Regions from separate parts of the Homo sapiens genome. Here region 1 is linked to region 2. The links are chromatin loops, found by intact Hi-C in ENCODE. Cell type or tissue: IMR-90. All regions are shown on one strand. Links, peaks and the distances in the headings refer to the core of each region. The heading gives the core; the rest is flanking DNA. Region 1 overlaps UBE2E2 (ubiquitin conjugating enzyme E2 E2). Region 2 overlaps UBE2E2 (ubiquitin conjugating enzyme E2 E2).

Region 1 (15,548 bases), core at 4,883-12,882, 130 kb before region 2:
TGAGAAAAACACAGAGATTCCATGAAATCAGCAAGTTTTAAACACCCTCAGTGTGGGCAGTAAATGCAGTATGAGCACAGTGACTACAAAGATCAGTTACTGGAAATGACCAAGTTGGAACAGTGAGGGGCAGACTATTGTATGGTCTTAAATTGGCTTTAGAGTCAGATTAATTCAGCAGATTTGAAGAGCATCATTTCATGCCAGTGTCTAAGCTCAGATTGTAGGATCACAAACATGAACCAGTACAGGTTTCTGTAAAGCATTTTAACTTGATTCAGGTGGGACTTCAGTGAGTAAAGCAAGAAAGGTGTTCCAGACAAGCTTCAGAAAGAGCAAAAGTAAAGGTGCAGAGTTGAGAAGGTTCAGGAATTCAGGTTCTCTAGAGAAAAGATTTCCTCATGCTGGAGCAAGAGGAAATAAGGCTGAAGTGAGGGGGTCCAAATTATGGAGGATTTAGGGTACCAGAACCAGAACATCAGCTTTATTCCATAGGAGCCTGTGGAAGGTTTGAGCAAAGGATTGGCAGAAATAGTACTCAAAATTAGATGATACATTTCTGTATTTTCTGTAGTGATAGAAGTTCCTTGAACTTAAATTTGAAAAGGTTTGAATTAAAAGGGACAGATGTTCTCAAGTTATATACTAGACATTTTCAGTAGTTGTACGGTTTTTGAGCTTTTATTAGTTGGTCCTAAGTAAGTTTTATAGCATTATGATAGGCAGTTGGTGACAGCTTAGTCATGTGTTCTTTCTTGAGTAATAATTAAAGTATTAATATTTTTCCTTTTCATTATATTTTATGCATCATGGTTTGATATATGCTTGAAATATTTACTAAATTAGATATTGCTGCATGTGGTCCATCCCACATATAAATGGAAAAGAGAAACTTAACATAGTTCATAAATTAAAATATTTGGTTTCAGCTGTATTCATATTGAAACCATAAAAGAATCAGAATTACTGTGGGTTTATGATTGTCAGGTTACCACCATCACTACAAATTTTCTGATAACAACATATTAGTATTCTGATAAGGTTTGTGGCTTCTTTGCAAGGATATTTGAATACTACTCAACACACTACATAATGGTTAACTATTGTTGTCTTTATTTTAAGGAAGGCATGAATATTGTTAGATTTGCCCCTAAGTAATTGAGTGATCATTTTTATATACAAGAAAATCAGAGTAGAATGCAAAATTTGGAACAGGAACTCAATAATACTTATAAATAAGTTGATTCAAAGAAATGTTTCAATTTCTTGACATTGAATTCATGATGTTTTGCTTTTAACATGTGATTTTTAAAAAATACTGTTATGTGTACAGGGGAAGGCTAACCTGAGACTTTCCCTTCATGCGTATTCTTCCTGTGCACTGCAAAAGGAAACTGTGTGACTGCTTTCCTTCCTGACTGGCCATCACATAGGGTTACTGGCAGATGCCAGGAATCCAAGGACTAAAGGAATAAAGGGTGTGTGTTATAGTACCTGCGCTAAGAGATACTGTCAAACTCAGAGGCACCCCTCCTCCTCCATGTCTTAACCCTAGAATTGTTTTAGAACTTCTTATGGATAAGTGTTTGGATTAAGGGAGATCTGGGAAATGGGATTTGAATTTTAAGCAAGTGAGCCCTGGGGATGGCTAGCTGCCCAAAGTCTCTAGGACCCCAAAGAGATTATGAGAGAGAACGTTGAGAGGTCTGGAATGAATTATACATACTCTTATAATGAACTTTCTCCAGCTTGTCCTTGAGCAGCTGTCTCCATCCCATCCCTCAAGTGCTTTGGAACCCACATCTTATAACAATGGAAAGATAGATAACCTTTTATTTTAATGTGTTTATTTTTATTTTAATGTATTTAAGTAGTTTAAACACTTTCAGCGAAAACGCATTGTATTTCTCACTCCATTCCTCAATCCAGATGTATAACTAAAGTACCATAGTGCTGTCCATTATTAGCCCATTTTGTGTTTTAACCTATACAGTTTGAGGAACAAGAAACCTACCTGACATCAAGATTATACTATCAGTGAAGCCAGAGAAGCTATACTTATTCATTGTAGACATTCTTATCTTTTTAAATTTTTTATATTAAAAAAAAAAAAGAGGCTGGGCATTGTGTATCACGCCTGTAATCCCAGTGCTTTGGGAGGCCGAGGTGGGTGGATCACGAACGAGGTCAGGAGTTCAAGACCAGCCTGGCCAAGATGGTGAAACCCCATCTCTACTAAAAATACAAAAATTAGCCAGGTGCAGTGGCAGGTGCCTGTAATCCCAGCTACTCGGAGGGCTGACGCAGGAGAATCGCTTGAACTCAGGGGTCGGAGGTTGCAGTGAGCCAAGATCACGCCACTGCACTCTAGCCTGAGTGACAGAGTGAGACTCTGTCTCAAAAGAAAAAAAGGAAAAATAATGGGGTCTCACTATGTTGCCCAGGCTGGTCTCAAACTCCTGGACTCAAGCAATCCTTGCATCTCGTCCTCCCAAAGTGCTGAGATTACAGGCATGGGCCATTGTACCCGGCTATCTTATCTTCTTTATATAGATATCTAATAAGATGTAAAATACTGACCTGCATTATCTCCATGTTAACATTTACACTTCAAAATCTGTAAACGGACCCACGTTCATACGCGTGAACAGAAATCTTTCAGCAACAAAAGAGAAAATTGTATTTCTCGATAGAAAGGAAGTGGTCAGATCATGCCAGCCAAACAAATCTGTCAGGCTTTGAAATATAGAACCGTTAGGTAAGATACTGAGAAAAAGGATAAAGTAAGATCAGCCTAAATGTTTCAGTCTAGTTAAGTTGATTTGTATATTACTTAGAAATTTCATTTTCAGGGAAATAGTTTTCAGATTTAAATAACTGTAAAGAGCTGAGTTATTCTTTGACTTGGATTTAAAAAAAAAGAAAAAAAGTGTCCTGAAGTCATTTCCTGCCAGTTTGTCCCCCCAACTTTTTTTCCTGCTCTTCCTGTAACTGGTTCTTGTTACGGCAATGTAGCTGTATATTTAAATCCTAAGAGACTCGCTTATTGTGAGTAGGCAGGGTCAGTAGTCTGCTGAAACAAGCACAGGAAACTTGAAACACCTAGGGGCTATTTTAAAAATCCCTTGCCACTGACATTTTAGTTAGAATTCTAAAGAGAGAATGGGCTGTTTGGATACTGAGCTCCAGTACAAAAGAGCTGGGGTTTTTACACCGACTTGCAAACCACTAAAATCATTTGACCTGGTGTTGTGTCACTTGGGTATTCTGAAGCATCAGATGAAAACTAATATCCACCCTGCAAGGTTGGCAGGCAACAATTGTACCTGTGAAGTGAGCATCTATCAAAGAATTGGGGAAGGAAGGCCGGGCGCAGTGGCTCACGCCTGTAATCCCAGCCAGTACTTTGGGAGGCCAAGGCGGGCAGATCACGACGTCATGAGATCGAGACCGTCCTGGCTAACACAGTGAAACCACGTCTCTACTAAAAATCCAAAAAAAAAAAAAAAAAAAAATTAGCTGGGCATGGTGGCGGGCGCCTGTAGTCCCAGCTACTCGGGAGGCTGAGGCCAGGGAATGGCGTGAACCCGGGAGGCAGAGCTTGCAGTGAGCCGAGATCGCGCCACTGCACTCCAGCCTGGGCGACAAAGCGAGACTCCGTCTCAAAAAAAAAAAAAAAAGAATTGGGTAAGGAAACTTAATGTGTGGAGGAGATGCCACCATCTCTGAAGCACAGACTTTGTTAGAGGAGCTCACTGACTTGTTCCTAATAGTCATGTGGTTGGGGCAGGCCTCTAGCACTGCTGACAGGTAGCATTGATTCTGTCTCATCTTTAAGTTATAGCGTATTCAGTATTGCTTTATGCTATTATTTTTGAAAGGAAGTTGTTAACTGTACAACACTTTAGGTGATATTATGAGCTAACTATTTTAAATATATCATTTTTTTTAATTACCAAAAGCAGTGTCAGAAAATGAAACTCTTCATTTGGGTCGTTTAAAACACATTTGCTTTTGGTGTACCACTTATATTCAAAGACGTTTCATATTTATTTAAGTACTTTAAGAATGTTATTACAAAGCCTTGCTTTGTGATTTAAATTGAAGTTCCCTAGTGTTCATATTGTTAGTTAGAAATTTAGATTTTAGTTCTGTGACTTTTATATTGTTGATTGTAACTTTGGACTTATGTGGCCTGTGTAATACATGCTACAAAAATAAAATCTGGGAGTAAAAGAACATATGTATATTTTAATAAAGACCTCATTAAACATTAGTAACAATAGGATAAGGAATATTAACTGAAACAGACAGGAAATCAGGGTGAAGATCAGGCAGAACTGATCCTTTTATTTACACCAAACTAAATGCACTAAAGAGAAGTTTTAATGAACTTAAGGAGAATACCAAAACATTTCTAAATTTAAAAAAAAAAATGAATCCTGCTACTGATGGGTATATAGCATTAATCTCCCACCCAACCCCCCAAAAAGGACTTGTCTGGCTTCTTGTAAGAGAGGGTGATATTTCATACCTTAATCTTGTGATTAATTCCAAGTATTAAGATCTGTCTTCTGATCCTAAGTGTTCGTAAAGACATATAAAGCATTTTTATGAACTCTTATGCCCTCCTATGTGTAAGGAAGAAAGTCTTACTATGAAGTATAGTTTTAAGTATACTAAATTAAAATGCCTTACATAAGGCACTGAGCTTTCTGTGTTGTTTTCTATAAGATCTTATAAAAGCCTGTTTTATGAGCTTTTATTTTTTGATGTCAGAGCGTTTTTTAAAATCCAAAAGAAATTTTCAAAAGGTAGAATTTTGTAAGTGAATAACTTAGCCAGCCAGATCATCCTTTCCTCAGTCTGTATCCACTACCAGTTTGCCTTCCAGAGATGCATAGATAAGGGGGCGTGGTTACTGATTCTTCTGCTTTCCTGTAGCTCTGCCTGGGGTTTCCCCTCAGAGGAATGTGGTTTGAAAAACTTCCTCCATCACTACTTTGTTTGCAGTATGTATTATTTAATTTTCTTTGATAATATATCAAATATCTATATTAATAATTGAACCAAATTTAGTAATTTAAAATTAACAGCTTGTATATTAGATGTATATTACCTGTGTCCCCTACTAAACTCCCTCACAATAACAACAGTACTTTCCAGTTTTCTACTCACCTCTCTGGCCACACAGCATTCTTCTTTTCTGGCCATTATCCCTCTCGTGGCCATTAATGGACCAAGTGTTAGGTCTTCTTCTCTTTTCTCTTCCTACTCTGTCTTTCCCTCTGAGTGATCTCATCTCTGCCTGTGGTTTCACTTACCACCTCTGAACTCCAGAGGAATGACCTCAAATATCATAAAGGCACCACAGACTATTAGATCTGTCTTAGCTCAGCTTCCCCACTAAGAAGAGCCGGAAGCAGAGCAGCATGTGCTGTTTATTAGGGAACATAATCCCAAGAAGTAGAGTGAGAAACAAGGAGAATATGGTTTGGTAGGGGTGGAGAGTCAATACATGGATAAGCTATTGTGGTACCTGCCACCACTCAGTCCTGTAGGTTCGTTCCTGAAAACTCTCATAAACTGTGCTTTAAGACTGTACCTTGTGAGAGAAGAAAGGAGGAAGAATTTTTTCATTAGTTTCTGTCTCCCATTGGCCAAAGATTCATCTTTCAGTATATTAATTCCTCCATGGGGGTATGCAAGTGGGGAATCCAAAGCAGCGTCAACGCAGATGCCATAGAGTACAAGGCAAGAACTGCCCCCCGAGGCATGAGGCAGGGAACTGTCAGATGTACCTATGTGAAATTGGTGCTGGTTAGACAGCTGGACTAAGATACAAGTAAGGTTGAGAAGATCTGAATGATGCATAAAAGATGCCCAGTATAATACACCCCTTTAACCACTGAGATCCATTCAGGCTCTACATTATACGTAGCTTCCATACTACGATATGAGGCCTCCATTTTTGTGAGAATAAGATGCCTTCACTTCATCCCTGAGATCAGAGGTTATGTGCAATCAGTAACTGAATCCCCTTCAAGGTGGAGCCCTGCCACACTGTCCGAAAGACTTTAGACGGGACAGTTAGAGAAACAAATTACAGTCCCTTCTGCTGCAGCTGACCGTGAGGCAGTAATTGATACACATCTTCTATCACTCATTTTAGGTTTTCTTCACCAGTTTTGTTTTTTTTTTTTTTTTTGCCAGCTTGTGTTGCTTGCCTGCTGAAATAAAATATGACTTATGTCCCTCAAATGTCTGAGCCCTTAGTTGCCTTGCTGTTGTTGATCCATGGTTGTTGAAATATCCCATTTATTGTAACCGCTGGCTATGGAAGCACCACGAGATACCCCAGTGAATCTCTCAAGTTCTGGACATATTTCTTCTTCCCCCATTGTGTAGCTGCAGTCTTTGCTTCTTGTGGTGGTCCAGATTGAATATTCCTAGCAGTAACCTGACTCCCTTTTTTCTACTGATGTACTGGCTTGAGGAATTCAAAGTATCCCAGCAGTATAGTCAGATCTTCAAGTTTATTGGAACTCTTACATGTCCACTGGTGGAAACAATCACCCCTTAACCCCATCTGGAAGTCAGAACCTCTACCTTAGTAGAGATGAAAGTAGGATGGGTAGAAAACACAAGTTTCACAAAGTCAACCCTACTGTCATCCTTCAGTTCCCAGACCTAAGTATTGAAGCTGTTTATAACACAGCACCCTGTAATGGCCATTGCTTCAATGCATATGCATATACCATACCCTGGAGGGCAGTGCTCCAACACTGCAGGAAGTCATCTTCAAGATGTCTCTTCAGCTGATATTTTTTAATAGGCTATTCTGCCTACCTATTGGGCCAGCTGTTATTTGTGAATGGAGTGTACGGTAAAGCAAATGGATTCTAAGGGGATGTGCCCATTGTCATACTTCTTTAGTTATAAGATGGGTACTTTGGGCCTAAGACAGTGTTTGGTGGGATGCCATGTTGATAGATCAGTTATTTTATAAGCCCTGGAATGGTGGTGGTAGCAGAGGTATTGGGAGCTGGAACTAAATCCATGTTCAGATTAGGTATTAATTCTGTAAAGACAAATCATTGCCACCCTGCCACCAACTCTTTTACTCCCTCTACCTCCCCACTCCCATGTAATCTTATGCCAAGTGATCGGTTTCCTTGAGTAATGATGTCATATTGAGTGGTTGTCATCAGTCTCTTTCATTGGCAGTTTACGCATTTAGCAATAGCTTTTCAACATTGGTGAGAGGAAGCACCTTGGCCACTCTATTATGGGCTCACTATGTCAACTCTGTGGTGGCCCAAGTGGAAGGCTGGCTGACAGCCATAGAATAAAGTATCCTATTCACCTCATTGTTGATATTAGACAACACACATGTTGACATGCTCCATTTTGGTAGATACCTCCTGGTAGTTATTGTGAGACACACAAATGCCCCTGATTTGTGCCCAATTCATTTTTCCAGACCTCCTTATCACATCATCTTTCACTGTTGTTTTCTAGGCCCCTGATCAAACAGCCAGACACCATTTACCACTGCCAATGAATCAGAGTATATCTGTAGCTCAGGTCATTTCTCCCTCCATTTGAAATGGATGACCACCACATATACTGCTCCGGTTGTTCTCATCTGCCAAACTTCTTTTACCACAGTTCTTTAGGTCTGCTCCTGAATAAGGCTGCAGTGCAACAGCAGTTCATATTTGGCTAGATCGGAAATCCTTTTTGCCTTGACAGTTGGTCATGAAGGAGAAAGGCGTTAGTGATGTGGGAGTCTGAGTTACCTGTGAATGTAATTTTTTCATGCCTCCTGAATGTGCCTGTGCCTAATCCCAAATATACCATTTCCATCATACAACGGGTTGTTTCTCTGCCCGTCTTGCTACTCAGTGGGTACTTTAAGTCACAGACTTATTTGTTGGCACATAGTGAGGCATGCAAATTCTCTTAGGGCCCTGTAACATACTAGGATTTGTTTTTCTAGCAGAAAGTTCTTCTCTGCCACTGAACCCCAAGGATCAGCATTGTGACTTCTCTTTTGGTGCTTGCCAGAGACTCCACAGCATTTTTATCCGTCAATGATAGGTCTTCAGCCTGGGGGAACAGAGAGAGACCCCATTTCTTAAACAGAGAAAAAAAATAGGTCTTGTACCATGAGATCCATTGGTCACAGATGCACCATAGCTGGGACCTGCTACAGAGTCTTCTTTATCACACTCGGTCACTCTTGAAACTGGCATCCTTCGGGGTCTCTGATAAATGGATCAAAACGGTGTTAAAAGTACTGCATATAAATATACAGCCTCCAGGATCAAAGAAGGTCCACCTTTTTCTTAACAGTAGATTTGAGAGATGCAAAAACTTGTTTACCTTAAAGAGGATGTTCTCAGCATGGCCTGGAGCCCTGAACTCCTTAAAAAGTTTGGCAGTGTGTGCCCATAACCCTTAATTTTTGTGAAATGTCTGCTATGTGTATTTTACTTAAGCTGGCTAGGGTACTTTCCATTTTGTGCTAACCAGATGCAGTTAGTATGCTATCATGAATATAATGGAATGTGAAGATATCCCGGCTGACTGAATTTTGAGTGAGATCGTAAGAGTTAACATTGCCCTGGGGAAGGATATTATGGTCTCTTTGCCATTGTGAAAGTTACCTGCCTTTCATCTTCCCTACTGATAGGGACTGAGAAGAAAGCATTCACCATATCAGTAGCTGAGTACCAAATTGATACCATATCTGGCATGCCAGTTACTACTGGGGATTCTACCAGTTTAAGGTTACAGTTATTCATTATCCGTCTGTTTGGTTTTTTTTTTTTTTTTTTTTTATCCGTAGGGTCATAAAAGGTATAGAAAGAGAATATGGTGAGGACCACCACCCCTGCATCTTTAAGTCTTTGATAGTGCTCTTCTCTGTAGTTCCCGAGACTTGGGTCAAAACTTTATTAATTAATTGGCCTCCATAAACCCTCACTCTGACCAGAAGAGCGTGCTGGCATTTCAGGTCCCCCAGTATTGGTGTAGTTTAGAACTCAATTGTAATAGGCCTCAAAAAGTTTGGGATTTCCCTTTCCCCAGTGCAGTTATCCATGCAAAACAGTCCTTACATGCTGTTTCCTCTGCCTGACACATTTCATTCTCCCTGCTTTCCTTAGGTATTATCTGATTTCCCTGACTAGGTCAGATCAGCCATATGTTACTAAATGATGTGCATCTTTTTTTCAGTACTTACAACAGTAGTAGTTTTATATTAATTTTCTGTGTTTATTTAATTAATGCCAGTCTCTATGTAAGTTCCCTGAGAGTAGTGTCATTACCTGTTTGTGCACTGCCCTGTCCCTTGGTGCCTGTGTCACATATTAGGTGATTAATAACTATTTGAGGAATGAATAGTTAGATGGGTGAAAGGAAGTGAAAGAAAAGCATTTTGTCCCAACATCAGGAGCCCTGTTATTGTATCTCATCAGTTCTAAGAAGCCTATTTTTACATATTTTAACCTTTCTGATATCAATTACTTTGGGACAAGTAGTTATTGTGAGTTAGTTGTAGTTATGCATTCTTTAAAAATCTTGCAAAAAGAATGTCAGCAGTTTGGAAGAAAATTCCAGGGGCAGTTGTGGAGAGAAATTTCAAGATACACTACCTCAACAATGCTCTTGATGGCACAAAGGACTACATTTTGTGGAAAAACAATTATCTCTGAGCTGAAAAATGATTCAGAAGAATTAAACTCCAAGTGTGAAGAAGTTTTAGTAATTCTTTTTTTGTTCATGTAATCCTTTCTTTGTGCTCAAGTGTGATATATAGCAAACATGACTGTTACACTTATCAAGAGACCCCTTTCAAGAAGAGTAATATAATTTTTGTGTGATAAGAAATCACTATATTACAGCCTAATTTAGTGAGCTTTTCTCAGTGGTTTGTAAAGTGATGGTGCACCTTATTTTATAGTCAATGAAATATGGTATTACATGGTTGTCTTCAGAGCCTTTATTAACATTCATGGCATTTTGTGTGAATTAGAAAAATGTATTCCTTTCTGCAGGCCAAAACAGCCTTGCAGCTGCATGTGAGGAAGAAAGGTTATTAGGAAACTTTGACAGTATAGCAAAGTAAATATAAAATCAATGTTCAGAGGAGTAAGTTTCTGTTTTTAAAAATTATCTCTTTAATTAAAGGCAGTATTTTTTTTTCTAATGGATAAGCCAGTTGTGAAGAAGTTTTTATCTGTGGATATCAGGGTCTTTTAGGGTAGACAGGAAGTCTAACAGAGTTTAATTTTGACTGAGTCTGTCGAGGTTAGTGACCCCGTAATCTTTTCAGAATGAAGCTCTTGCCACGAAGCCTTCCAGTTCCACCCCTAGGAACTTAGGTCAACTCCTGAAAGGCATTTCTGTTTTTGATGTTTGATGTAAATCTTTATTCTTACATCTTTGGCAATGTTTTTGTTTGACCATATACTCTGGAACTACTTTTCACACTGATAGTGTCAAAAATTTAATTTTCACAACTAGCAGCAGGTAAGCCTAACTTACCCATGTTATGGAGATTTGGAATACTATTAGGAATAGTCTACTAAGTTAGTATTTTTTAATACATGACCTAATATGAGGATTCTGATTGGAAGCTAATTGGGAATGATATTAGTTCCTGTCGTGAAAGTATTTCAACTTTTACAGTAACATTAAATACTTGGGATCTAGATATTTTCTATTTAAAATAAATTTCTCTCACCAATTGGAGGGTGATAATTTGTAATTCAAATGTGTTACCTAATTTTGTATAAAATACCTTTTCCTGGTTATGTTTCCTTTCTTTATCCTCATCTTTCTTGTAATGTAGACAGAAAAGTGCAGTTTGTAGTAAGCTGACCTCTGAATTGCTCTTTGGGAGCGTAGTTACAAGGGATTAAAGGGGCCCTCTGCAACTCCAGAGATTAGGAGATTAAGTCAGGCAGATCCAGGATCTCTGGTACCTGGTGGGAAAAATAATGTCACAAATTTTAGTGCACAGTTCCATCTGTTTACTTCTTCTGTCTCCTTTCTTGGAGTTCACCACAAACTTATATTTTCTGGTTTTTCAATGGCTTTTAGAAATGTAATATCCATCATCCATAGAGTTCTATTGAATTGCCCTCTTACCTAACAGCCCAAAGGTATACTATGGCATGCCATTGTAAGTATACTAGCAGAAAGAGTTTAAACTGGAAAAATTTAGGGTAACTCTTATGGCATTACAGAACGTCAGTAGGAATACACCTATCACTTTCCATTGAACTGTGTGTGCTGCAGCCCAAACAATGAAAATGCTCATTTTGTAGAAGTGAAAACATTTGGTAAGTGTAAGGGGGATTTTTATTGTTAGCCACATTTTTAGATATCAACAGACTGCTTACATGGATTTCTTAAAAATTTTTTGGAGAATAAAACAACAGATCTTTGTTTCCATTGACCATTACATCATCATTATTTTAGTACCAAATCTCAGAATGTTCACAAGAAGTAACTGGATGGAATTTAAATATTTGCTTCTTATTTTCAACTCTGATTTTAAAAATTCGGATGGGGTAAGAATGAGAAGCTGTGGAACTTGGTGAGGTTTTTGTTATATCTGATTACATTTGCTCTTTTCACCACTGTCTGTTACTGATAATTAAAAGACAATTATCCTTATTTTTTATCCTGATTGGAAAAACCATTATCTGGTTCAATCTAATCTTTTCAGCATTTAATAAGATTGAAAATTCTTATGACAGTTCTGGTAATACTGCAGGTGATTTTTTCCTAGGGGACTCAGGGGCAGACAGAATCAATCACACATCATGATTCATCAGTTCTAAAAACTTATCTCATATAATTCTGTTTTGAATTAACTAAATAATCCAGTAAGCAGTGTTTTTAATATCTCAACGGGGAAAAGTTTTAAAGCTGGCTAACAATGAAATTTCCCATTTTTCACTGGCAGAAACCCCAGCCCTATAATGGGGAAGGTCCCACCAGTGCGGAGGCCCCACATGGGGACCCCTCCCCCTAGTGAGGAAATGTACCCCTGAAGAGGCATCCTCCTGGCCACTGGGCCCACTGCTACCCTGCCACGTGAGTACAGCAATGGCTTTGAGGACCTCAGCAATTTTTTCATTTATTGGTGGCCATTTGTCTGTTATGGGAATTGGCCAGGCCGTCTTCCTTTTCATCCCTTAAACATTTCAGAAAATGAGATAAAAGCCTGCTTTTATCCCCTTGCTTCTTTTTTGCAAGTTTAATAAAAAGAATTTGTTTGGATAAAGAGGTTAGGACTATTGGGTAGAACTCAGTTAAGTGTGATTAGTGAAACAATCTGTTCATATCTAGAGCAGTACTTTTCAGTACAACTTTCTGCACTGATGGAAATGTTCTCTCTCTGTGCTTCCAACATTGTAACACTAACCTCATGTGGCTACTGAGTCCTTGACGTGTGGTTCTAGTACAACTGAAGAATTTAATTTTAATTAATTTTAATTAATTTTGCTACATGTGGCTAGTGGCTACTAAATGGGGCAGTTCATGTCTATATTTAATGCTGTGTGCCTCTTTTAACATTGCTATAGATACACCTCTTTACCTCTTTCATTATCATCTCAGAAAAATTTGCCTTGTATTATATTACTAGAAATATGATTCTTTAAAAGTGAGGAAATAAATTAAGAATTCTGATATCAAAATGTATTCACCAACATTGCCCTTATGTAGTTTTAGTTACCTTATGATATTAAGAAAATTTATTTAATTTTAAAATTATGAAGTATCTATTTAAATATTCCGGCTTTATTTTCTACTTTACGTTTTAATTTGCAACTTAATATGTATATAGAAGTAATTACACACATTAAAATAACTTTTTCATTTTATTTCTTTTTAATGAGAATATAAAACACCTTACATTAGTATAGTATGTGCAGTGCTATTACTAAAACAATAAATTTAGCACTTACTAATTATAATATGGTATTTACAAGTTTCAAAGTTTTATTCCAGTAGGTGGGTTACTGAAATTACAGATTAATTAAATTTGTAGTTTTACTGGCTGAGAATAAATGACTTTCCACTATTGAGCTATCACTAAAAGTTGCTGACATCATAAAATGTTAATAAGAGAAACTTCTTGGAAGATTTGGGAACTTTTTGTACTATCTTTGCAATTTTTCTGTAAATCTGCAACTATTGTAAAACTTTTTAAATGTTTATTAACTGGGCACGGTGGTGCACACTTGTATTGGAGGCTGAGGTGGGAGGATCCGTTGAGCCCAGGAGTTTGAGTTTAGCCTGAGCAACATAGCCTCTCCTCTTAAAAGCAAATAAATAATTTTTTTTGAAAAATTGCTCATGTCAAATTTGTCCTGCTATCCATTTAGATTCATTAATTTAGCTGTATATGCATCTAAAATAAGAATTCTTAGATCAGTAATAGAGGTAGTACTTACCTAAGTCTCATTACATGGCATCCTCGAAACATCCTGAGCAATACTTATAATTTTACAGATGAGGAGGCTGAGGCATGGAATAAAGAGTAATTTGAGCAGGGTTGCTGAGCTGATCGGTGTGGCAGGTCTGCAATTGATAGCCAGGAAATTTAGGTCTTCAGTGAGCGCTTCTGACGACTATACCGTGTTATCTCTTAAGGAGTCTTGATTATGTAATGTAAGATTTTGTCTCTCTGCTATCAGTGTAGTAAGATGTACTTTTTGCTATAAGAAATCCAAAATAAGCTAATATCCTGGTAATAAAGTACTTTTACAACATGAAAAGTATAGAGGTATGCTTTATTTCTATTTCAGTAATTCAAACTTGATTCTCATACAATCGTTAGTTATTTTTATGAGCGAGGAATATGTTCATAGTCTCTCAACAAGAAATCTCTATGTTGGTGGAGTTTTAAAAAATATATTTATGCTTCCCTAAGATAGTGGCCAAGTTTGAAAAAAATAGAGCAGTACCTAAAGGGTAAGAGGGATGGATGTTGTTGCTTATCTCATAAAGATAAATTTTTATCATTTTTATTGAATTATTACAGGGTTGTTTTACCATCAACCTGTTAATGTTATTCTTACTGGAAATTAAATTATAGAGATTTAATTGTTAAAATCTAAATATGGAAAAGGTTGGTGGTGAGTTTTCAACAATTCTTTGAGATGTTTTTCTGGGCTTTGGAGAGTATTTCTTTGGCTGAAAGTGGGGAAGAAAAAGGATGGAGTTACTTGCATAGTTCAAAAATTGTTGCAGCTGGAATATGTTAGTTCATATCCTCATTTAATGAATGTTCTATATCCACTGGTGAATTCACACTTTCAACAGCACGATATATCTAGCTACTGTGTGGATTTAAGGTCCTACATTTACTTGTCAGCAAGAGACACAGTAGGAAGTTCTTTAAGAAAATGTGAATCATAAACAGGTGCAATTTTTATACAGAATCTTTTTTTTTTCTGTTAGTGAGTAGACTTTTGAACCAGCTGACAGTCCTCCATTGACTCTTCCAAAGTATTTGAATTTGGAACATGGTGTTTTCTTGATAAGAATGTATGTTTTGAATCTATATTAAAATTTTTGAGAGACTTTAGAAAGTTTAGTGTAAAAGTCGTGTTTATAAAATATGGGAATTCTAGTGCACACTGACCAGTTAAAATTTATATTCAGATTGTTGATTTAGAATAACACTGTAACTTGATCCTAGTTATAATCTTTATTAGGCTAGGTGATAACTGTTACCCAAATGGTTGAGTTGCTACTGCATAATTCTGTGTTGGTCAAAGATGAGAACAACTTTATCCCTGATGGGAGAAAGACATTTTAATGTTATCATTCTGTGAAAAGGAGGGTATGTCAGGAGGTCTGGTGAGGGCAGTAGGGAGGAAAAAGACTTGAAGGACCATAATTTACTACAAAATGCCTATGATCTAACAGAGTTAGGATGGACAAGTTCTTTTTATGCCGTCTCTTGAGTTCTGTTCTCCACAGCACGCTGGCACACCCCTTTACTCAAATAGCAACTATGTATTCTGGATTTCCTGGAACAGGCCAACTTTTTGGTATTTCATCCTGTTTTTCCCATAAGTGCACTAATACTGCTTAGACTCTATGTCCCATTTTTAATAGTATCCTTAGAAAAATAACTGCTCTTCAAAGTAAATGATAGGTAAAATATTTTGGAGCATTTGGCAGTGGGGAAATAATAAGTATTCTTAAGGCTTAGGCACCGAAGTTTGAATGTGCCTTCCTATAACTGGCAAGTGCTACTTCTGGTAGAGTATCCTAATGGTTTAATATATACCATTTTAAATATGTCAGTTAAATCAACGTAGTTGTGGTGTTTTCAACTTATTTAAAATATTGAATTTTTTGTTAAAATGAGCAACTATTTTTTAATTCATCCATTTCCGTTGGAAACAATATGTTTGGAGGCTCTCCATTTGTTTCTGTTTTTTTTTGTGGTGAGGAAAGAAAAAAATACTTTATATCTTTAACCTGTTTTTTAAAAAGAAAGTTGGCATGAA
Region 2 (15,548 bases), core at 2,532-10,531:
TAACAGGTGTCAAAATGCTTCTTCACATTGGGTAACTGGGAGAGTTCACTGCCCAGTTCCCTGATGTTGAAGACCTAGCCTAGACTCAACCCCCTTGCCCAGCCCAGCCCATTTCCCAGTAGTGTACTGGTAAATGTTTAACAAAAGGCTGGGCAGGGGTGGTATGTGTATATGTACATACCTAAGTTTATTGTACATTTTACTGATGTAAACAATGTATAGTAAATAATTTACAACAGTAAACAATGTATAATAAATAATTTATAAATTATAAAATATACAGTACTCTTAAATGTAAATTTCATATAGCCAGCTGATTCTTCCAGAAAGGCATTGATATTTGCCAAACTCTTTCCTGTGTATTCATCCTGTGATTGCACCTGACAAATGAGTATATTTCTAACATGACTGTTGGGTGATATTTTCATTTAAGAAATAAGACAAAGTGAAACAAAGATGTCAGAGCTTGTTTTTAGTAATGTCATGAGCAACTTCTTTGCTAAATCAAATAATAGTTTTCAAATACTAGAAGAATGTGTCCTCCAATTTTTGTACTGTTCACAGTGTGAGGACTCTAGAGATGATAGACTTTTAAGTTTAATCTGCATTATTAGCATCTTCTTTATCACTTCCTTAAGTCTAGACAGTCAACAATAAATCAAGTCCTGATTTTGTACCATTTTTGCATTTCAAGTTGCCAACATAACTCTTAATAAATGGATAATTGGGACAAGATGCATGCTAGCACAATTTTTCCCACCATGCACATAGACAATAAAAAAGTAAGAGCATAGAGGGTAATAGTAAACTGATTAAGAAGTGATGAGTTTTTAAGTATTTTCTATGTTTGTTTTTAATATTACCTATTTAATTATAAGTTTGTATAATGTTTTAATAATGGCTCCAGAGCACCACTGCCCCTCACACACAGCATTCTTCTAAGAATCTCTTTGCTATCAGAGTCCCCTCACCTGTGTGCTCCTTTCTTTTTTTTTTTTTTTTTTTTTTTTTTTGAGACAGAGTCTCGCTCTGTCAGATAGGCTAGAATGCAGTGGCACAATCTCAGCTCACTGCAACCTCCGTTTCCCAGGCTCAAGTGATTCTCCTGCCTCAGCCTCCCGAGTAGCCGGGATTACAGGCGTGTGCCACCACGCCTGGCTAATTTTTGTATTTTTAGTAGGGACAGGGTTTCACCATGTTGGTCAGACTGGTCTCAAACTCCTGACCTCGTGATCCGCCCATCTCGGCCTCCCAAAGTGCTGGGATTACAGGCGTGAGCCATCACGCCCAGCCTGTGCTCCCTTCTTGATAGGACACTGACAAGATAGCAAGGATCGTACAGACCGCTTTTTTTGCCACTTCCTCTCTCTACTCAGCTAGTCTAGGAGCAGGTCAGCAGGTCAGCTACCTAAGCAACTCATATCTGATTTAAATTTCCAGACAGGGATAACACTCAAGAGTCTCCTTGAAGACACTCTGAATCTTTACTAACGAATCTCTTGGTACCCTCCCGAAGTGGCTTTGAGAAAGGAAAGCCATCTTTTGGAGGGGAGGGTGTGGAGAACAGGACACCTCCACTGCCACACAAACTACACTCCCAAGGTAGTAGCTCAGTATTCCCACAAACGTCCTTTCTCTTCTTTTTCATGTTTTATGTTGGACTCCTGGAGCTGGCAGAGCCAGCTTATCTTAATAAGTCCTGAGGGAGATATTAATGTCTCCTTGGAATTTGGGATAGTTAATACCTCTTTTAGTATCCCTGGTTATTGATTCTGAAGCAGTAGCACATGTTGCTAGATTTAGGCAGTTTTATTTAGCATTCCCAATTTTAGATCTAGTTTGATAATGTCCATTATTTGATTTAAATCATGGAAATGATCGTTTTTCTCCCTTAATCACTACAAGTCACACACTGTTATGTCTTTTGAGGATACTTAATCTTTCTGGTTTGGGTTAAGCCTATAATTAGTAGTCAGGTTTTTCTACCTTCCAAACTACAAAAACCCAACTTTGTCCTAATCACTTCATTTTAGACTCAGAGGAATTCCAGTGTTTCTAAATCCTGATAACATTATATATGTATGTATAATTTTAATTTTTATTGTAGATTCAGGGAGTGCATATGCAGGTTACAAAGGTATATTGCGTGTTGCTAAAGTTTGGGGTTCTGTTGATCGTGTCACCCAGATAGTGAACATAATACCCAATAGGAAGTTTCTCAGCCCTTGCCCCCTTCCCCGACTCTCACTCTCCTTTTGAAGTCCTTAGTGCCTTTTGTTCCCATCTTTACATCTGTGTGTGCCCAGGCTTAACTCCCACTTATAAGTGAGACAATGCAGTATTTGGTTTTCTGTTTCTATGTTAATTCACTTAGGATAGTGGCCTTCAGCTGCATCCATGTTGCTGCAAAGGATATGATTTTGCTCCTTTTGATTGCTGCATGCTATCCCATGCTGTATATGTACCACATTTTCTTTATCCAGTCCACTGTTGATGGGCACCTAGGTTGAATTCATCCCTCTGCTTTTGTGAATAGCGCTGCAGTGAATGTACAAGTGCAAGTGTCTTTTTGGTAGAACAATCTATTTTCCTTTGGGTATATACCCAGTAATGAGACTGTTGTGTCAAATGGTAGTTTTGTTTTGATGACATTATTTAGAGGGACATGAGAGTCCTATACCCTGGGGTGAAATGCTTTAATTGCTCCAAGTATTAATCTCATCAAGATTAGGGTTCTCAAAAAAAAATTACAGAAGGAAAGGAATGAGGTACGATGAGGACTTAATTTACTAGATATCAAACCCTACTATAAAGCTATAGTGATACAAATCAGGAGTGAGTAAAGCAAAAGACAAATTATTCCGTTGAAAGAATAACAAGTACAGAATCAGGTCCAGATACACATAGGAAGCTTGTGTATGATAAAGTTAACATTTCACATAAAAGTTACTGTAAATATAGGAGAAAGTAAATACGCAAAGATATTTCTAAACTAGTGCAGTGAATATAGAGAGCCTTTATAAACATGCATCAAACCAGAAAATATTAAAGAAAGATGGACTGCTTTGAATTCTTAAATTTTTTAAATTTATATTTGGCCAGAGACATCATAAGCTAGGTTAAAGGACAAATCATATACTGGGAGAAAATATTTTTTCCACACATAATAGATGAATCGTGTTATCTTTAGAAGTGCACTAAATTTATTTTGGCTGAGTACTAAACAGCCAGTATTAAAATCAATGAACAGCCTAAGGCAAAGCTGAATGTTCCCATCATAAAATGACCTTCTGAGATATAAGAATAAATATGAAATTTTATTTTCAAGAACTTAATGTTACAGTTTTATTATTAAAGCATCAGTATGTTTTTAAGGTTTGTCATTATGATGTACCAATATCTTTTCTCAGTGCTGCCAGCTGCTAGGTGGTTCCTCCACACTTGCAATACCTAAATAGCTGCTTGTTGTCAGCTGATTAAAAGCGTGGATTTTGTGGGCAATGTACGCCAATATGGGTTACTATTCATGGAGATTGTGCTATTAGGTCAATAAGCTCTCCTTTTTCTTGAATAGTAACAAAAGGGTAAAGTCTTCTCAACTCCTAGACTTAAAAACTTAGCTGATGATGACACACTGTCATTGAAACAATTTCACAAACTAAAGCTGTGTGCAATGCTTAAACAAAACACTTTGACTGAATAAAAAAAAATGTGGTACATATATGCAATGGAGTACTATTCAACAGTAAAAAAGAATGAGATCCTATGATTTGCAACAACATGGACGGAGCTGGAGGTCATTATGTTAAGTGAAATAAGCCAGGCACAGAACGACAAGCTTCACATGTTCTCACTTATTTGTGAGCGCTAAAAATTAAAACCACTGAACTCATGAAGATAGAGAGTAGAAGAATGGTTACCAGAGGCTGGAAAAGGTAGTTGGTGTCAGAGGGAGGGAAGTGAGCACAGCTAATGGATACAAACAGTTAGAAAGAATGAAAAAGACCTAGTGTTTGCTAGCACAACAGGGTGACTATAATAAAAAATAATTTAATTGTACATGTTAAAATAACTAAAAGAGTACAACTGGATTGTCCATAACACAAAGGATACATGCTTGAGGGGATGAATACTCCATTTGCCATGATGTGATTGTTATACATTGCATTCCCATGCCTTATCAGAGTATCTCATGTACCCCATCAATATATACACCTACTATGTACCCACAAACATTAAAAATTATAAATTTTTATAAAGAAAGCAGTTTGCAGGCTGATCTCAGTGGCACACACCTGTAGCCCCAGCTACTTAGAAGCCTGAAGCAAAAAAGGATTGCTTGAGCCAAGGAGTTTGAGGCTATAGTACACTATAATCATGCCTGTGATTAGGCACTGCACTTCATCCTGGACAACATGATGAGACCTTGTCCCTAAGAAAGAAAACACTTTCTCAATATTTAAGAAGCAGACATAAGACTTCTGCCATTACATTTTTATTTCTAATACTTTTGCATTCACTTGCTGCTTCACACAGTCACCAGATGTGCTACACTTTATGCCAGCAGCTGTTGCTTGTTACCAAGTCATTTTCTTTTGGTACAGGTTGAGTGTCCCTAATCTGGATATTGAAAATGCTCCAAAATCTGAAACTTTTTGAGCACCTACATGACTCTCAAAGGAAATGCGCATTGGAGCATTTCAGAATTTGGATCTTCAGATTAGGGCTACTCAGCCTGTATTAGCACTTGCAGTGGATAACATTAAAACCATGTTTGTTCCAGCAGCCTTTTAACATGTGGTGGCTGCTCTTCTCTCTCATTTTGAACATTTGTGTGAATACATGTGTAGACAATGCCAGATGTTTCCTTCATATATTATGTAGTTTGTCTTTGGCTAAAAGAGATTTTTAGTCCCAAGTTACATTCAGAATGCTTACCAATATTTAAAAATCAGTATTCAGATACTAACAGTAAGTCCAAGTGATGATGTTATGCTTACTATATGTGATAATAACCTATATGATCTTTGATCTCTACAAGTTCAGTAAACCTGGAAATGACATTGAATGAGGCATTTGCCTATTCCGTCTTCCAAAAGCTAAAGCAAATTTTGACCGAGTACTGAGGCCAAAGCTTAGTTATAGTGTGTTTTCAATATTTATAGTGTATAAAGTGTTCCTTCATATTAGAAAAAATGGACTAAGGACATGAACAAAATACTCACAGAAGAAATACAAATGGTGAACAAACTTGAAAAAATGTTAAACTTCAGTAGGTATCAAATTAAATACAGGTACAACGACAGATTATTTTTCTGTTAGTTTGGAAAAAAAACAAAAAAGCTGATAATGAGTTGGTGAGAATGCCCAGAAAGAGAGTAAATTGTACATACTTTTATTGAAGGGTGGTTTGGCAGCATTTACCAGACATTTAAAATGTATACAGTGGTCCAGGAATCTGCCCTCCAGAAGTACTCAAATATGTCCTCAAAGATTTATACAAGACTGTAATATAGTTCTAACAGCAAAAAATCAAAATCTAAATGTGATCATAAGGGGAGTGGAAAAATGAATGCTGACTCACTATGCAAAGGAATGCCTTATAGTTACTAAAACTAATGTGCTAAGTCAATATGTGCTGTCTCAGAAACACAGCTACGGTACATTGTTACAGAAGAAAATGCGAGTTGCAGAATGTCTGTGCGATTTCTATTTAAATAAATAAAATATGGAAGGATGAGGGTCAAACCATTAACTGTAGTTGCCTCAAGGTGGAAGGGGGTATTGAGTTGAAGAGAAGGTAGTATTTTTTTACTTTATACATACTTCTGTATTATTTGAATTTATTATAATGCACATCTGTTATGTTTTAATTTTATAAAAGATTTAAATAAAACTAGGCTAGACCAAACCATGGAATAAAAGTATTATGAAAGAAACAAAAATTAATTATTTCTCTCATTTTAAGACAACTCACAGATAGCCTCCAGTGACTTGGGGAGCGAAAAGAATAACATTAATCAAAGATACAGTGGAACTGCCGGAGGACAGTGGATCATAGCCTTGAAGAATCCAAGAAATGGCAAAGTGCAGGCCACAAATTCCAATAACAAAATAATTATGTTTAAAAAAACATAATTTTTAAATTATGTTTACATAATTAGAGGAGAAAAGTGAAAGAATGCTGTTAAAATCACCACCATGTCCCTATCTCTGACTTCCTAGTAATCCTTGAGTAGAGACAGGACAAACATCTATGATGCAATCTATTTATAATGCTAGTGCTGCAAAGGAACACCTGCCTTGTGGAGTGACTGTGCTATATATGGCTGTTGTTGTGTGTATACCTTATCTACTTATATTCTTCTAATCATCCATCCATCCATGCAGTAAACATATAGGGTAAGAGGGATACAGAGATGACAGACAGTCCTGTGAGGGGAGAAACTTGTTTAGCACTGGTTCTCCAGTACCTGGAACAGAGTAGGGGCTCAATAAATATTTGTTGAATGAGTGCATGGGCTCCCGTCCAGTGAGAAAACAGAAAAGTAAACAGACAGCTAAAAGGCAGTACTGGCACACCTCGTTTGACAGTGCTTTTGTGTTTCACATATACTGTTGTTATTGTTTTTTTTTTTTAACAAATTGAAGGTTAGTAGCAAGCCCGTGTCTGTCAGCCCCATTTTTCCAACAGCGTGTGCTCTTTCATGTCTCTGTGTCACATTTTGGTAATTCTCACAATATTTCAAACTTTATTATTATATCCTTTATGGTGATCTGTGATCAGTGATCTCTGATGCTACTATTGTAATTGATTTGTAATGGCCTCTAAGTGTTCAAGTGAAAGGAAGAGTCAAATGTCTCTCACTTTAAATTGAAAGATGGAGATAATTAAGCTTATTGAGGAAAGCATGTCAAAAGCCAAAACAGGCCAAAAGTTAGGCCTCTTGTGTCAAGCATTAGCCAGTTGTGAATGGAAAGGAAAAGTTCTTAAAGAAAATACAAAGTGCTACTTTGATGAACACAGGAATGATTTAAAAAAAAAAAAAAGCAACACACCCTTATTGCTGATAGGGATTTAGTGGTCTGGATAGACAGTCAGACCAGCTACAACACTCCCTTAAGCCAAAGCCTAATCCAGCATAAGGCCGTAACTCTCTGCAATCCTGTGAAGGCCGAGAGGTGAGGAAGCTGCAGAAAAAAAGTTGGAAGCTAGCAGAGGTAGGCTCACAAGGTTTTAAAAAAGAAGCCATCTTCCTAACATAAAATTGCAAGGTTGAGGGTGACCAAGGAACAAGGCAGGTGCAAGATGTAGAAGCAGTTGCTGATATAGAAGCTACAGCAAGTTGTCCAGAAGATCTAGCTAAGATAATTGATGAAGGTGGCTACATTAAACAGATTTTCATTGTAGATGAAACAGCCTTCTGTTGAAAGATACCAATCTAGGACATTTATAGCTGGAGAGAAATCAATGCCTGGCTACACAGCTTTAAAGGACAGGCTGACTCTCTTAGTAGGGGTCTAATGTAGCTGGTGACTTCAAGTTGAAGCCAGTGCTCATTTACCATTTCAAAAATCCTAGGACCCTTAAAAACTTGCCTGTGCCTACTCTGCCTGTGCTCTCTGAGTGGAAGAACAAAGCCTGGATGACAGCACATCTTTTTTAATATGACGTACTGAATATTTTAAGCCCACGGTTGAGACCTACCTCTCAGAAAAAAAAAAAAAAAAAGATTCTTTTCAAAATACTAGTACTCAAAGATCTAATATCCAGAGTCTACAAGGAACTTAAACAAATTTACAAGAAAAAAAATTTAAAAGTGGGCAAAGGACATGAACAGACACTTCTCAAAAGAAGACATACGTGTGGCCAATAAAAATATGAAAAAAAGCTCAAAATCACTCATTAGAGAAATGCAAATTAAACCACAATGAGATATCATCTCATGCCAGTCAGAATGTCTATTATTAACAAGTCAAAAAACAACAAATGCTGTCAACATTGCAGAGAAAAAGGAATGCATTTACACTGTGGATGGGAGTATAAATTAGTTCAACCATTGTGGAAGACAGTGTGATATTTCAGTGACCTAGAGGCAGAAATACCATTTGACCTACCAGTCCCATTACTGGGTGTATACCCAAAGGAAAATAAATTATTTTGTTATTAAGATACGTGCACACATATGCTCATTGCAGCACTACTCACAATAGCAAAGACATGGAATCAACCCAAATGCTCATCAATTATAGACTGGATAAAGAAAATGTGATACATACACACCATAGAATACTGTGCAGCCATAAAAAGGAACAAGATCATGTCCTTTGCATGGACATGGATGGTGTTGGAAGCCATTATCCTCAGCAAACTAGCACAGAAACAAACCAAACACCACATGTTCTCACTTATAAATGGGAGCTGAATGATGAGAGTACATGGAAACATGGTGAGGAACAGCACACCCTGGGGCCTGTCAGAGGGGGCAGGGAAGGGGAGCATCAGGAAGAATAACTAATGGATGCTGGGATTAATACCTAGGTGATAGGATGATCTGTGCAGCAAACCACCATGGCACGTGTTTATCTGTGTAACAAACATGCACATCCTGCACATGTACCCCTGAACTTAAAAGTTAAAAAAAAATTTTTAAATACTACTACTGGTTGATAATACACCTGGTCACCCAAGAGCTCTGATAGAGATGTATGAAGAGTTGAATGTTGTTTTCATGCCTGCTAACACAGCATCCATTCTGAAGGCCATGTATCAAGGATTAATTTCAGCTTTCAATTCTTATTATTTAAGAAAACTAGGCAGGGCGTGGTGGCTCATGCCTATAATCCCAGCACTTTGGGAGGCCAAGGTAGGTGGATCATGAGGTCAGGAGATCGAGACCTTCCTGGCTAACATGGTGAAACCCCGTAAAAATACAAAAAATTAGCCAGGCATGATGGCAGGTGCCTGTAGTTCCAGCTGCTCAGGAGGCTGAGGCAGGAGAATGGCGTGAACCCAGGAGGTGGAGCTTGCAGTGAGCCAAGATCGTGCCACTACACTCCAGCCTGGGCAACAGAGCAAGACTCCATCTCAAAAAAAAAAAAAAAAACCTAAAAGCCTGGGTGTGGTGACTCATATCTGTAATCCCAGTGCTTTGGGAGGCTAGGTGGGAGGATCACTTGAGGCCAGGAGTTTGAGACCAGCCTGGGCAACATAGCAAGACCCTTTCTCAACAACAACAACAACAAAAATTAAAAGTTAGCCAGGCATGACGGTTTGTGTCTGTAGTCCTAACTACTTGGGAGACTGATACAGGAGGATCACTTGAGCCCAGGATCGCGAAGTTACAGTGAACTACGATCGTACCACTGCACTCCAGCCTGGGCAACAGAGCAAGACCCTGTCTCTTAAAAAAAAAAGAAAAAAGAATACTATTTCCTAAGGCTATAGTTTCCATAGATGGCGATTCTCTGATGGATCTGACCAAGGTAAATTGAAAACCTTGTGTAAAGGATTCACCATTCTGTGTGCCATTAAGAACATTTGTGATTCATGGGAGGAGGTCAAAATATCCACATTAACCAGAGTTTTGAACAAGTTGATTCCAACTCTCGTGGATGATTTGAGGGTTTCACAACTTTTATTGGAGGAAATAACTGCAGATGTAATGGAAATAGCAAGAGAACTAGAATTAGAGTAGTACCTGTAAATGTGACTGAACTGCTATAATCTTATGAACAAACTTGAACAGATGAAGAGTTGCTTATTATGGGTGAGCAAAGAAAGTGGTTTCCTAAGATGAAATCTACTGGTGAAGATTGTTTGAACACTGAAATGACAACAAAGTTTTTAGAATATTACATATAAACTTAGCTGATAAGACAGTGGCAGGATTTAAGAGGCTTGATTCCGATTTTGAAAGAAGTTCTGTAAGTGAAATACTGTCAAACAGCAACATCACATGCACAGAGAACTCTTTCCTGAAAGGGAGAGTCGATCGATGCGGCAAACTGTATTGTTGTCTTATTGTAAGAAATTGCCATAGCCACCCCAGCCTTCAGTAACCTGATCAGTCAGCAGCCATCCACATTAAGGCAAGATCCTCCAACAGTAAAAAGATTACGACTTACTGAAGGCTCAGATGATTGTTAGCATTTTTTTAGCAATATTTTTAAGGTATGTACTTTTTTAAGACATAATGCTATTGCACACGTAATAGACTACAGTATAAACACGCACTGGGAAACCAAAAAATATGTGTGACTCACTTTATTGTGACATTCACTTTATTGCGGCAGTCTGTAATCAGACCTGTAACATTTCCAAGGTATGCCTGTATTTGCAGTGCAATGATAGAGATATGAACAAACAAATCAGAGATGGGACACATAAGACTGCTAGGAAGCCCCTGGAAGACATCCTCAGGGAGGCTATGCTTGAACTAAATGTTGAGAAATGAGTAGAAGCCTGCCAGGTAAAAAAGTAGAAAAGGTTATCCCAGGCAGAGGAACCAACATAAGCAAACAAACATAATCATAAAAGAGCAGGGCTTATTTTTTTATTGCATATTTTAATAACTTGATTCAGGTAATCAGATGTCCCAGAAAATATCCCAAACTTTACAAAATATCTTAAGTTTTAAAAATCCTTATGGTAATGTCACGTAACTTCCTATCTAACGTCAGATCTGATTCATGTTAAACACGTTTTGCATATGGCAAAGGGCTTTTATTTCAGGTAAATGGTGAAATTGTTGGTCCTTTTATTATTTTTTTAATTTTTATTTATTTATTTTTGAGGTGGGGTCTCACTCTGACACCCAGGCTGGAGTGCAGTGGCACAACCATAGCTCCCCACAATCTTGAACTCCTGGACTCAAGGGATCCTCCAGAGTAGCTGGGACTATAGGCATGCACCACCACACCCAGCTAATTTTTAAAAATTTATGTAGAGGCGGGGTCTCGCTATATTGATCAGGTTCATCTTAAACTCCTGGCATCCTCGAGCAGGGCTTATTTAAAAAGCTGAAAGTCATTTATTATGGTTAAAGCATGAGGGGAGGAGGCTAGAAAGATAAAGTCTGGATCACAGAAGACCTTGGGAGCCATGCTGAGTTTGGATTTTATCTGAAGAGAATGTCTTTAAGAAGACAATCAGGTATATATTCTTAAAAGATGCACACAAATACATATTTGTTTTCAATTTGTATATGCTTTACAAGGATTAATTCACTTAATTCTCATAACAAACTATGAAGTGTAGGTACCATTATTCTCCCCATTTTGCAGTTGAGGAAACTGAGGCACAGTAATTTCCCAAGGTGACCTGACTCCGTGGTGGAACTAAGTTAAAAACCCAGACATTCTGGATCCAATGCCCATGCCCTTTTCCACTATGCTATACTATCTTTGTGTTTCTTCAAGATGTGTATGTTTTCTTATGAAAGGGGAATAAAAAAATTTTTCGTGTAATTTCTTCCATACCACCTACCAACCAAGATAGAATGTTCTTTGGTCTTGCAAATAGAGTCATTCAGCAGTTCAGCAGTCTGCCTGTCTTTTCTCCATTTCCTCAGGATTCACTTTCCTCTTACCACTTAGCTGCTGCTTATCCCTTTTAGTCTGGATTTTTTGTTTTAGTTTCAGGGGTACATGTGCAGATTTATTATATAGGTCAATTGCATGTCACAGGGGTTTGATATACAGTTGGTTTTGTCACCCAGGTAATAAGCATAGGTAGTTTTTCTATCCTCACCCTTCTCCCACCCTCCACCCTCAAGTAGGCCATGGTATCTGTTGTTTGCTTCTTTGTGTCCATGGGTACTGAATGTTTAGCTCCCACTTATAAGTGAGAACATGCGGTATTTTGTTTTCTGTTCCTGTGTTTGCTTAAGATGATGGCCTCCAGCTCTATCCATGTTGCTGCAAAGGACATGATCTCATTCTTTTTTATGGCTGCATAACATTCTATTGTGTATATATACCACGGTTTTTTTCTTTATCTAGATAGTCTACCATTGATGGGCATTTAGGTTGATTCCATGTCTTTGCTGATGTGAATAGGGCCATGGTGAACATACACATACATGTTTCTTTATGATAGAAATATTCCTTTGGATATACCCCGTAATGGGATTGCTGGGTCAAATGGTAATTCTGCTTTGAGTTATTTGAGAAATCACCACACTGCTTTCCGCAGTGGTTTGTGGAAACGCTTTACACTCCCACCAGCAGTGTATAAGCATTCACTTTCTTCATAACCTTTCCAGCATCTGTTATTTTTTGACGTTTTAATAATGGTCATTCTGACTGGTATGTGATGATATCTCATTTTGGTTTTGATTTGCATTTCTTTAATGATCAGTGATCATTTTTTCCTATGCTTGTTGGCCACATATATGCCTTCTTTTGAGAAATGTCTGTTCATGTCCTTTGCCCACCTTTTAATGGGGTTCGTTTTTTGCTTGTAAATTTAAGTTCCATGTAGACTCTGGATATTAGACGTTTGTTAGATGCGTAGTTTGCAGATATTTTCTCCCATGCTGTAGAGTGTCTGTTTATTCTGTTGAGTGTGTGTGTGTGTGTGTGTGTGTGTGTGTGTGTTGTGTGTTTGTTTGCTGTGCAGACTCTCTTTCATTTAATTAGATCCCATTTGTCAATTTTTGTTTTTGTCGTAGTTGCTTTTGGAGTCTTCATCATGGAATTTTTGCCAGGGCCTGTGTCCAGAATGGTATTTCCTAAGTTGTCTTCCAGGGTTTTCATAGTTTTAGGTTTTACATTTAAGTCTTTAATCCATCTTGAGTTGATTTTTGGATGTGGTGTAAGGAAGGGGTCCAATTTCAATCTTCTGCATATGGCTAGCCAGTTAGCCCAGCACCATTTATTGAATAGGGAGTCCTTTCCCCATTGCTTATTTTTGTCAGCTTTGTCAAAGATCAGATGGTCGTAAATATGTGGCATTATTTCTGGGCTCTTTATTTTGTTCCACTAGTCTATGTGTCTGTTTTTGTACCAGTATCATGCTGTTTTGGTTACTATAGCCTTGTAGTATGCTTTGAAGTCAGGTCATGTGATGCTTCCACCTTTGTTCTTTTTGCTTAGCATTGCTTTGGCTATTCAGGCCCTTTTTTGGTTCCATATGAATTTTAAAATAGTTTTTTCTAGTTCTGTGAAGAATGTCATTGGTAGTTTGATAGAAATAGCGTTGCACCTGTAAATTGCTTTGGGCAGTATGGCCATTTTAACAAACTTCTTCCTTTCCATGAGCTTGGAATGTTTTTCCATTTGTTTGTGTCACCTCTGATTTCTTTGAGCAGTGATTTGTAATTCTCATTGTAAAGATCTTTCACCTCCCTGGTTAGCTGTATTTTATTTTCTTTGTGGCTATTGTGAATGGGATTGTGTTCTTGTTTTGGCTCTCAGCCTGTATGGTGTTGATGCATAGAAATGCTACTGATTTTTGTGCATTGATTTTGTATCCTGACACTTTGCTGAAGTTGTTTATCAGGTCAGGGAGCTTTGGGGCAGAGACAGTGGGGTTTTCTAGGTATAGAATCATATCGTCTACAAACAGGGATAGTTTGACTTCCTCCCTTCCTATTCGAATGCATTTTATTTCTTTCTCTTGCCTGATTGCTCTGGCTAAGAATTCCAGTGTAATATTGACTAGGAGTAGTGAGAGAGGGCATCCTTGATTTGTTCTGGATTTCAAAAGGGGTATGCTTCTAATGTTTGCTCATTTAGTATGATGTTGGCTGTGGGTTTTTCATAGAGGGCTCTTATTATTTTGAAGTATGTTCCTTCAGTGCCTAGTTTGTTGAGGGTTTTTAACATGATGATATGTTGAATTTTAAAAGCCTTTTCTGCATCTGTTGAGATGATCACGTGGTTTTTTGTTTGCGTTGTTTATGCAATGAATCACATTTGTTGATTTGCATGTGTTGAACCAACCTTGCATCCCAAAGTTAAAGTCTACTTGATCATGGTGGATTTGCTTTTTTGTATGCTGCTGGATTTGGTTTGCTAGTATTTTGTTGAGGATTTTTGCATCTACATCCATCGATCCCTTTTAGTCTTGTTCCCTGTCTCTGTCCTCCCTTTTCTAGGTGGGACTATAAACCCTTTGGCTTCCAGGGTACCCAGTGTAGCTCCATCCATTAAAGAGGCAAGGTGGGAGTTGTCTGAGCCTTTTTCCTCTAGAATCAAAGGTGCACATACCACAGATCTCAAAAAATGCGAAGAGGTAGATTACGCAATATGACAATCTTTTTTTTTTTTTCTGGAAAGACGGTCTCGCTCTTTCGCCCAGCTGGAGTACAGTGGCGCAATCATGGCTCACTGTAATCACGACCCCCTGGGCTCCAGTGAACCTCCTACCTCAGCCTCCCAAGAAGCTGGGACCACAGGTACATGCCACCACACCCAGCTGTTTTTTGTTTTTTTTTTTTTTTTTTTTTTTTTGTAGAGATGGGTTCTCACTGTGTTGCCCAGGCTTGGTCTCAAACTCCTCGGCTCAGGCCATCCTCCTGCCTCAACCTCCCAAAGTGCTGAGATTACAGGCATGAGCCGCTGTGCCCAGTTGGTATGACAGTCTTTCACTCGCTTGCAAATAATAGTGATTGTTAGTTGACAGGTATGTACTCTTTGCTTCTAAATTGTGTAGGGAGACAGAGGTGAGATAGAGGAAGTAGAGGTGAGTAAGAAGAAGGTATGTTCCCCTTCATCAGTGATCTTGCAGTCTTACGCTTTCATTCAGGTTATTATTTTATGACTGGTATTTTGTTAACAAAAATGCCATGATGCTGGCTTGGAGCAGCGGCTCATCCTGTAATCGCACCACTTTTGGAGGCCAAGGTGGGAGGACACTTGAAGCTAGGAATTTAAGACCAGCCTGGGCAACATCTGCCGTCTCTACCAAAAAAAATAAATCAATAAACTGGACATGCTACTGTGTGCCTGTAGTCCCAGCTACTCAAGAAGTTGAGGCAGGAGGATTGCTTGAGCCCAGGGGTCAAGGCTGCAGTGAGCTATGATCCCACCACTGCACTCCAGCCAGGGCAACAGAGTGAGACCCTGTCTCAAAAAAAAAAAAAAAAAAAGACATGATTTTTATTAAACAGATGAGGAAATGTGATTTAGAGGAAAGCTTTGTATACCTAACTTCCATCTCTATGATATTCTGTTAACCACACTGTAGATCCTATACTTCTGCCTCAGGAAACCTCTAATACATGCCGTACTGGTGTTTGGGAGAATTAAGTACTTGAAGTCATCTAACTCTGTTCTGCATAAGTCTGAACATGCTCCTCTTTTCAAAAGTGTAAATAATTTTTGAACAAAAACAGAAAATGTGGGAGGCTTTGATTTCAATTTACTTATCTACTGATAAATTTTGTGGCTTTTCTTTAGTAAAAATGAGGAAAACTGACAGATGATAATCTCAAATATTAATAAAGATTTGGGAAAATAGTAACAATCTAGAAACCCAAAATGATGGGAAATATTTTCTTCTTGTTAGAGAAATAGGGTACAGTAATTTATGTTTGGAGCCT

Evidence for each region. A loop is a pair of places that touch in the nucleus more often than their neighbours do. Peaks named below come from ENCODE experiments on the same cell type or tissue, not always from the same donor. Only the 100,000 strongest peaks of a DNase experiment are listed, where the experiment ranks them.
Region 1: it touches region 2 in a loop (2.8-fold over the local background); 2 of 110 quality-filtered maps call a loop at or near these places.

The regions. Positions count from the first base shown.
Region 1 is chr3:23,437,875-23,453,422 of GRCh38, forward strand. The region is part of intron 3 of UBE2E2 (ubiquitin conjugating enzyme E2 E2); the gene reads left to right. Among named protein-coding and RNA genes, the nearest start is that of UBE2E2, 240 kb to the left of the region's middle. RefSeq lists an enhancer at 3,601-3,770 and a cis regulatory region at 3,686. In IMR-90, for the core only: no CTCF peak of the experiment used is centred there; a DNase peak (open chromatin) is centred at 5,337.
Region 2 is chr3:23,570,295-23,585,842 of GRCh38, forward strand. The region is part of intron 5 of UBE2E2 (ubiquitin conjugating enzyme E2 E2); the gene reads left to right. Among named protein-coding and RNA genes, the nearest start is that of UBE2E1, 230 kb to the right of the region's middle. In IMR-90, for the core only: no CTCF peak of the experiment used is centred there; DNase peaks (open chromatin) are centred at 5,597 and 10,237.